Regions from separate parts of the Mus musculus genome. Here region 1 is linked to region 2. The links are chromatin contacts, found by Hi-C in ENCODE. All regions are on one chromosome and are shown on one strand. Each heading gives the region's core, a stretch centred on a gene start or an enhancer-like site at or near the end of the contact. The rest is flanking DNA. Distances are from core to core; before and after follow the strand shown.

Region 1 (3,520 bases), core at 238-2,737, 2.1 Mb after region 2:
TTTTTGTCTTTTAGTTTCTTCCTTGCCCTTATGCTGGACAGATTCCCAGGGTAATACTGGCAACCTCTAATGATGCTCACGAGGAAGGCCAAGATATGAGGAATGAGGCACATACACTGCAGAATACTAGTGATAAGGAAACTCCCTGCTTGGAAATGACTTGCTTGGAAAAGAAACCCTGGCCAAGCACCAAAAAGAGAAAATCCTAAGCTGCCTTTCGCCCTTTGTACTACCAATCACCTAACTGTTGGTTAGCCAGTACCTTGGAAGGAAGCAAAAGGAGATGTGCAAGATTTGTGGTAGCTCAAAATGACCACTCTTGTAAAAAGTTAAGTAAATATGTTCTTTTCCCAGAATTTGCCTCACTGCAAGGTGCGCTAAGAGATAGTCCTCTGATTGTTTAGAAAAACCCACTCAATGTCTCCGGTCCTTAAGTCTGTCCCCTTAATGCCGTTAAAGGTTAACTAATGATAAACTGCTAAACTGTGACTGAAAACTGCTCTTAAGAATGTATAAAAGGTGTGTGCTTTAGCTACTCGGGGTTGCTTCTATCCTGATTTCAGGATGACCCCAGCATGCTGGATCAATAAACCTCTTGTTTTTTGCATCAATCTTTGTCTCTGCGTCTCTGTGAGTGTGGGACATAACGGACCTAAGGCTTTTCGGGTCTTACAGACGCATGGAGGGAGAGCCAATTTAAGGAAGCAAGGACAAGAGGCTTGTGTGCATCCATGCTTAGTTTGTCACCAAGGGAAATTCTGAGAAATCCCTTGGGAGTTACAGGTATCTGCAGATGTGAAATCTGCCTCTTGTTTTTTCAAATATTATTGCTTTCACCCAGGCAGTCTAGCCCAAAAGCAAGGACTGTAGGGTACAAGGAGAGAGCTGGGATGCGCATCTGTCCACTAGCAAACAGAACTAAAATCCTGGAATGACCCTTCTCAGTGTCCTTGGGTGATTTCACTGCTCTCCTCCTTTCACTGGGTTGGAAGAACCCCATTCTATCACAATAGCAAGAAAATGGAAGTCCACAATCTTCAGCGTTCATAACTGTTTTTACTCTGTGTTAAAAATCAAATGACTCATGTTATGAGGGTTCTTAAAAAGGCCGGTTGCCCATTTTAATATTTTCGGAGTATATGACTGTTTATTTCAATAGACAATCATCCCTCAGATTCGGCGAAATGAACAGTACTGATAAGGAAGATGGAGAGGGTGGGAAACCTACACAGTCAGATGGAGCTATCCAAACAGCGATAGTGACAGGGGAGGGCGGAGATCAAGGACTCTCTGCAAAGAAGGTCTGTTTGCCCCTTCTGTTTTGTTGCACAATCCGGCAATGCTGCGGGTGTAAAATCGGTCAGAGAAAATCAGCCTCCACTCCGGGGAGCAGCGTCTTTCGGGTGCAGCTGGCAGACGCAATTCCTGGAACACAGAGCGGCGAGTCTCCCCCCGCGGTTCGCACCGAGTGCGCTGCTCCGGCGGGCGATGACTTCATGCAGCCAGCCTGGAGTAGCCAGCGGCCGCTGCAGCTGCAGGTGGGGCGGGGGCCTTGCGAGCCCAGAGCCCAGCACACGCGGCCAGGCGGGCAGGACTGCAGCCAGGGGCAGCCGGGACGCGTCTCTCCATCCTGAAGGTAAGCCGCTGACCCGCGCTTTCCGATCCAAGACGGCTTTCCGCCTGGTTGGGGCTAGCTTTGTAGGATCCGGGAAAGAAGAATTAACCCGCTGCATTCTACAGTGGGAAATGGAGCAAGGGAGTGAAAGGTTGATTAGCCTTGAATTGAAATGGGAAAAGAGGTGTTCGGAAGAAACAAAGGGGCTTTTCAGCCCCCAGCTCTTAAAGGCGACCAGCCATTTCCGTAGCAGGTTGGTTTAAACACTGATGACTATTAGAAATGTAAAACCGTCTGAATGTCCATTTAACCTTTGTGTCTTCTACTTTCCATCAGTCTTTCTCAGGCTTGGGAGGCGTGTGTCCTTTGAAGCAGTTAGGGCAGTAATCCGTAATCTCTCCCCTACACGTCCTCCTTGCTTCTCTGTCATCTCTGGTGTGATACCTGTGTGTTTCTTCTCTCATCTCAATGTCATGACACCTGCTTGCTTCAATACAGTTCCTTTGGGAGTCAGGGTGCAGTGAGAACTTCGCTCCCCTCCCGAGTTCTGCCTAAGGTGGGCTGCACTTGGCAACTTCTACCTTTATTTTCCATCTTCTCTGCCAATCAGCTCATTGATTTTCAGAGATGCTGTATCTCATCGTCTTTTTCCCTTCTTCAGTTCCATGACTGAGTTCATTAAGGACCCAAGAAGGGCTGTGCCTCACAGAGGGTTTCCCTTAACACACCCCTGTAGCTGTACAAAGGAATAAACGTCCCGCTTTCAGCTCCGGACAGACATGGTTTTCCCGAAGTGTTTTTCTTGCTGTCACCCTGGTTGGCTAACGAAAGGCTTGCTTGAGTGGAATAACAGAATATGTTGGGCTATGCAGACTGTTCTCTCTGCATACATGGGTACAGGAAAAGGAAACGGCAGTCTCTCCAAATATTTCTAGTTCAGCTGGGGTGTAAGAAAATTAGCTGTCAGAGTTTAGTGTAACCATTCCAAAACCAAGTAGTGTGTATGCCTCAGGTTTCCTCAGTAACCCTAAGCTGGGGCTTTCCTGTTGGCAGACAGAAAGCCAAGGTGACCCCAATCTCAGACTTTGATTATTTGAGCATGCCCAGGATTGTCTCCTTATGTACAGGCTCCTCATACCCTCACACACATGAGCTACCCCCACCCACTACCCTTTCCACCCCCAGCTCAAGCCCTTATTCTCAGCTGGGGACATAAGTTTGAGTAAGATATGAAGCAGGTAAGATGGCTGTAGTGGGTGGCTCAAATGTGTGCCTCAACTACAGAGTAGTTGCAGTAAACTGGATTGTGTGGAATCTGGGGGCCAACATTCCGTATATAAGAAGAGCTGTCATCTCCATACTTGAAGATGACAGTATGTTCGACTCAATGGCCATGCCATTTTATTCAGTGAAAAGGTAAATCGGTGAAAATCAGGAGGGCCTTTAACCTACAAATGACAAGTGTGCCTGTTTCCCTTCCCAGTGTTAGAGATTCTCTGATATCAGGCTAATTCTTGTGTGTTTACTTGGTTTAGAAATTCGCTTTAGGAAGATCTCAGTTTGCTCCTTTGTTTCCAACTGCAGTATCTGGGCAGAAGGACAGGTTGCCCACTACAAAACAGCCCGCTCGAGGAACTCTCTCTGGGGTTTCCAGGAACTCAGGTTATTTCTGTTTGTGTATTGTTGTTACTGTATCTTGAATATGTTTTTATTTCACACATTAAACACTTGAGATTTCCTAATAAAGGAAACTAAGAATAAGATTGTAAAAGTCCTCACTCCCTCACCTTCCCTAATTTTAAAATACTTAATGAATCAATTATTTTTCTGAAAAATAACTGATGATATATATATATATATATATATATATATATATATATATATGTGTGTGTGTGTGTGTGTGTG
Region 2 (3,652 bases), core at 309-2,808:
GGACAAGGGTATTAGACCCAGGAAGACATATTTACTGTCTCTGAACTCTCAGTGATGTGCTACAAATCTTGCTGTTGCTATAAACCTTGTTTGGTACCTTTGGTTTTTAAGGACTAAAACAAGGTTTTGAAGCAGATCCTGGCAATCCAAAACTTCAAAGGCCTGTCAGCTCAGAAGTGGCTGGTGCCTCACCTGCTCAGGAAGCTGGGCAGCACTGGTGTTTCCTGTTTGCAGCTCATTTGATTGGTTACTCTTATTTTCATTATATGATTCCAGGTTTTAAAATATTACATAGATGGTGTCTACTTATGACCTCTTGTGTAGTAGTGTATCAAGATGCAATTCATATATATATATATACAGATATATTATATATATATATATATATATATATATATATATATATATATATATCCCACATTCAGTAGGGGGTATTTAAAAGTATGTCTATTCCGAGTGTTAGTTAATTATCTTTTAATGAAAGTGTCACTCATATTCACATCTGTAATATTGGAAAGAGATAATTAGATTTTCAAATGAGAATCAGGCACCTTAAATTTTGCACCAGAAAATACCAAATATATTTCACTCTAATGAGATCTGTATTGGGGTTTTAAAATTCATCATAATGTGCTTCCAGAAAGATAACTGAACAGTCTAGAAAGATGAAAGCTTTTCTTCCATAAGTCCTTTTAAACCATTACATTCAACTTATGCGATTCTGATAAAATATTCAAGAATATTACATAAAATCTAGGCTGTACCCTAGTATCACTCTTACAACCCGAACTTACTCTCATTTGGAAGTTTACTTTGACTAAACTAACCACTTCCACCTCCCTTGTAGGTTTTCTCTAGCGTAAATGCAAGTGCAAGATATAGTTTTAAATAGAATGCCTGAGGATCCAGAGAGAAATCTCTCCTTTGAAAGAGGTTGAACTGGGTGTTGTTTGCTCACACTGACTGGCACTCTTTATTTACATACATCTGCATATTTGCTCAGGCCTTAGTATTTAGCTGTTAAAGTACTTCTGAGTGCGTAGTAGAATAAACCAACCCAGAGAAAAGCTCTTAATTACCTTGACTTGTATTTCTCCTTAAAGCTCCCTGGTAAACATATCTTTGGTGTGAGAGTAATTATTTTGCCTGGGTTTTTTTTTTTTTTGTTTTTGTTTTTGTTTTTTTTTTTTTTAATCTAGAACTCTAAAAAGGCATTTCTTAGGAATGAGTTGTGCTTTTATATTCTTCTCTTTGCTGTCTCTGTGTGAGAGTGTGTTCGTGTGTGTCTAATGAAGTTTGAGAGTTGTGCGCAGGGGCGCATGGGGTGCGAGCCCCGGAGGTCCCCATCCTCCGTCTCCTTAGTCGCCTCGTCCAGGGCTCCAGCCGCAACGCTAGGAGCCCTGGAAGTCGCGAGGCTCCCAGGCTGCTTTGAGTCCTGGCTGCGCGTCATTTGCAGTCTGGGGAATGTTGATCACCTCACTAATTACACCTCTCCCCCCTCCCTCCCCCTCTCCCTCGCTCTCCTCTCTCATTCCCAGAGTGCATATCGGGAATAGACACACAAAGACATGCGCACTCAACTTAATCAGCCATTTTTTTTAAACAGGGCTAAAACGATAATAATTAGCAGAATAAAGACATATCGGATTTTCATTTCCTTTCCTCCTTTTCCCAACCCCTTCACAAGCAAACAGCGAGACCGCGGTCGGCACATGCTTTAACTCCTCCCGGAACCCCGAGGACCGCTCCGTGCTCCCCACTTTTTGCTCCAGCGTTTTTATTTTCACCCAATAAAGTTCGAGGATTATTTTTTTATTTTTTATTCTTTTTAATGAACCCTCTCGTTTTACTTGGATGTGATCAGCTGTACGTAAAATAAAAGCAAAACAAAAAAGAGGCGAAGATCGAGTAGGAACTGCAGGGAAATGGAAAGTAAGTTTTTTCTTTAACTTTTATTGAGTAGTTTGTGTTAAATTTAGGTCGAGTATCGATTATCTTTCCAGCCTGATCTTGCACAATCTTTGATATTTCGCTCACTCTCTCTCCCTCTCCCTCTCCGCCTCTCTACCCCTAGATCGCTTGCTACCGCTCGCCCTAGCACACGTACCCTCATCCCGACCACCTCTTCCGCTCTGCCCCCCTTTTCCATCTCTTTCCCCCGTTTTTTTTTTGGCTCAAAGATTTGCTCTGCTGAGGGAGGGAGAAGGCACAGGCGGAGGGGGGATTGGGGCTGGAGGTGGGGGGGAGGCATGCTTTTCAAGATTTAACTTTTGTATTAAGTGACTTTCGGCCGAGCAGTTTTCTGTCTTTTTCTCAGTCTTTTCGGGTTCTGCTTTCCTCGGGAGCCGGAGACACTCTGGTGATCCGGCGAAGCTGTCATTTCGGCAGCGGCTCGGACATTATCTGGGGTCCTCGCTCGCTCCGCGTCCCTGCACCCCATCGAGATGATGTTTCCTCTGCACACATTCTCCGAAAGTTTGGACAGTGGTCGGTGGGGCTCGCAGCCCCCCTCTCCTCTCCTCTCCCTTGATCCTCCCCTGTACTCTTCTCGGTTTCCTTTTCATCTTCCTTTTCCCTTCTCCACCCTTTCTCAAGTTCCCGAAGGGCACTCACTGCGCGGGGCTGTGGCAGGCCAGGGCTGGTGCGCGCGAGGCGCCGGGCCCGGGAGGATGGGCGAGCGCGGGGCTTGGCTGCAGGTAGACACCGGTCTGCGGAGCGCGGCCGGCAGCGGCAGGCCCTGGCGGCTCTTGGCTGCACGGGCGCTGCGGACCTGGTAGGTCCGTTAGGAGGCGGGATCTCCCGGCCTATGTCCGCAGACCTGGGAGTGGAGGCAGCTCGCCCCGGGGTTTGGGGATTGATCGCCACACTAAGAGGACACCCGCGGCTGGAGATCAAGAGCCTTTGCTTTCTTTTTTGGTAAAGGGCAAGGGTGTGTGTGTGTGTGTGTGTGTGTGTGTGTGTGTGTGTGTGTGTGTAAAGGAGATGTGGCTGACTGTGGGAATTGATGCATTTTACACACACACACACACACACACACACACACACACACACTCACTACAGGGTTCCATGTCTGCAAATGAACTTCACCTCCTCAGCTTCAGCTGGCACCAAGCATGCCTTCTGACCTGATATGATCAGTTAGGCTACCAGGGGCTGGAGTGAGCCTGGTCTCGCTTCTTTTCCTTTTCCTTTTCCTTTTCTTTTCTTTTCTTTTCTTTTCTTTTCTTTTCTTTTCTTTTCTTTTCTTTTCTTCTCTTCTCTTCTCTTCTCTTCTCTTCTCTTCTCCTCTCCTCTCCTCTCCTCTCCTCTCCCTCCCCTCCCCTTCCCTCTTCTCTCCTTTCCTTTCCCTTCCCTTCCCTTCCCTTCCCTTCCCTTCCCTTCCCTTCCCTTCCCTTCCCTTCCCTTCCCTTCTCTTCTCTTCTCTTCTCTTCTCTTCTCTTCTCTTCTCTTCTCTTCTCTTCTCTTCTCTTCTCTTCTCTTTTTTTCCTCTCTCTCTCTTTCCCCCTCCCTCCCTCCGTCCCTTTCCATTCCTTTTGCTCTTTTCTATCAGAAAAAATAAAATAAAATTTTTCTATAATTGTATAAAAGTTCCTCAGTGATGGCCAAGTTCCGGAATGTTCCCCCATCTTGCCCCCTCTCCCAGAAGACCATG

What was found. Hi-C counts contacts between places; a loop is a spot of excess contacts on that map.
Region 1: a map of gastrocnemius shows a loop between it and region 2 (5-fold over the local background). The contact joins the promoter of Pkia here to the promoter of Zfhx4 in region 2. A Hi-C loop is called at or near these places in 2 of 37 maps with a recorded cell type or tissue (T-helper 17 cell and gastrocnemius).

What each region holds. Positions count from the first base shown.
Region 1 is chr3:7,365,117-7,368,636 of GRCm38, forward strand. It overlaps Pkia (protein kinase inhibitor, alpha), which reads left to right and starts at 1,488. Exons shown (of 3, transcript NM_008862.3): 1 at 1,488-1,636.
Region 2 is chr3:5,216,996-5,220,647 of GRCm38, forward strand. It overlaps Zfhx4 (zinc finger homeodomain 4), which reads left to right and starts at 1,559. Exons shown (of 11, transcript NM_030708.2): 1 at 1,559-1,932. The region is part of intron 1 of 2700069I18Rik (RIKEN cDNA 2700069I18 gene); the gene reads right to left.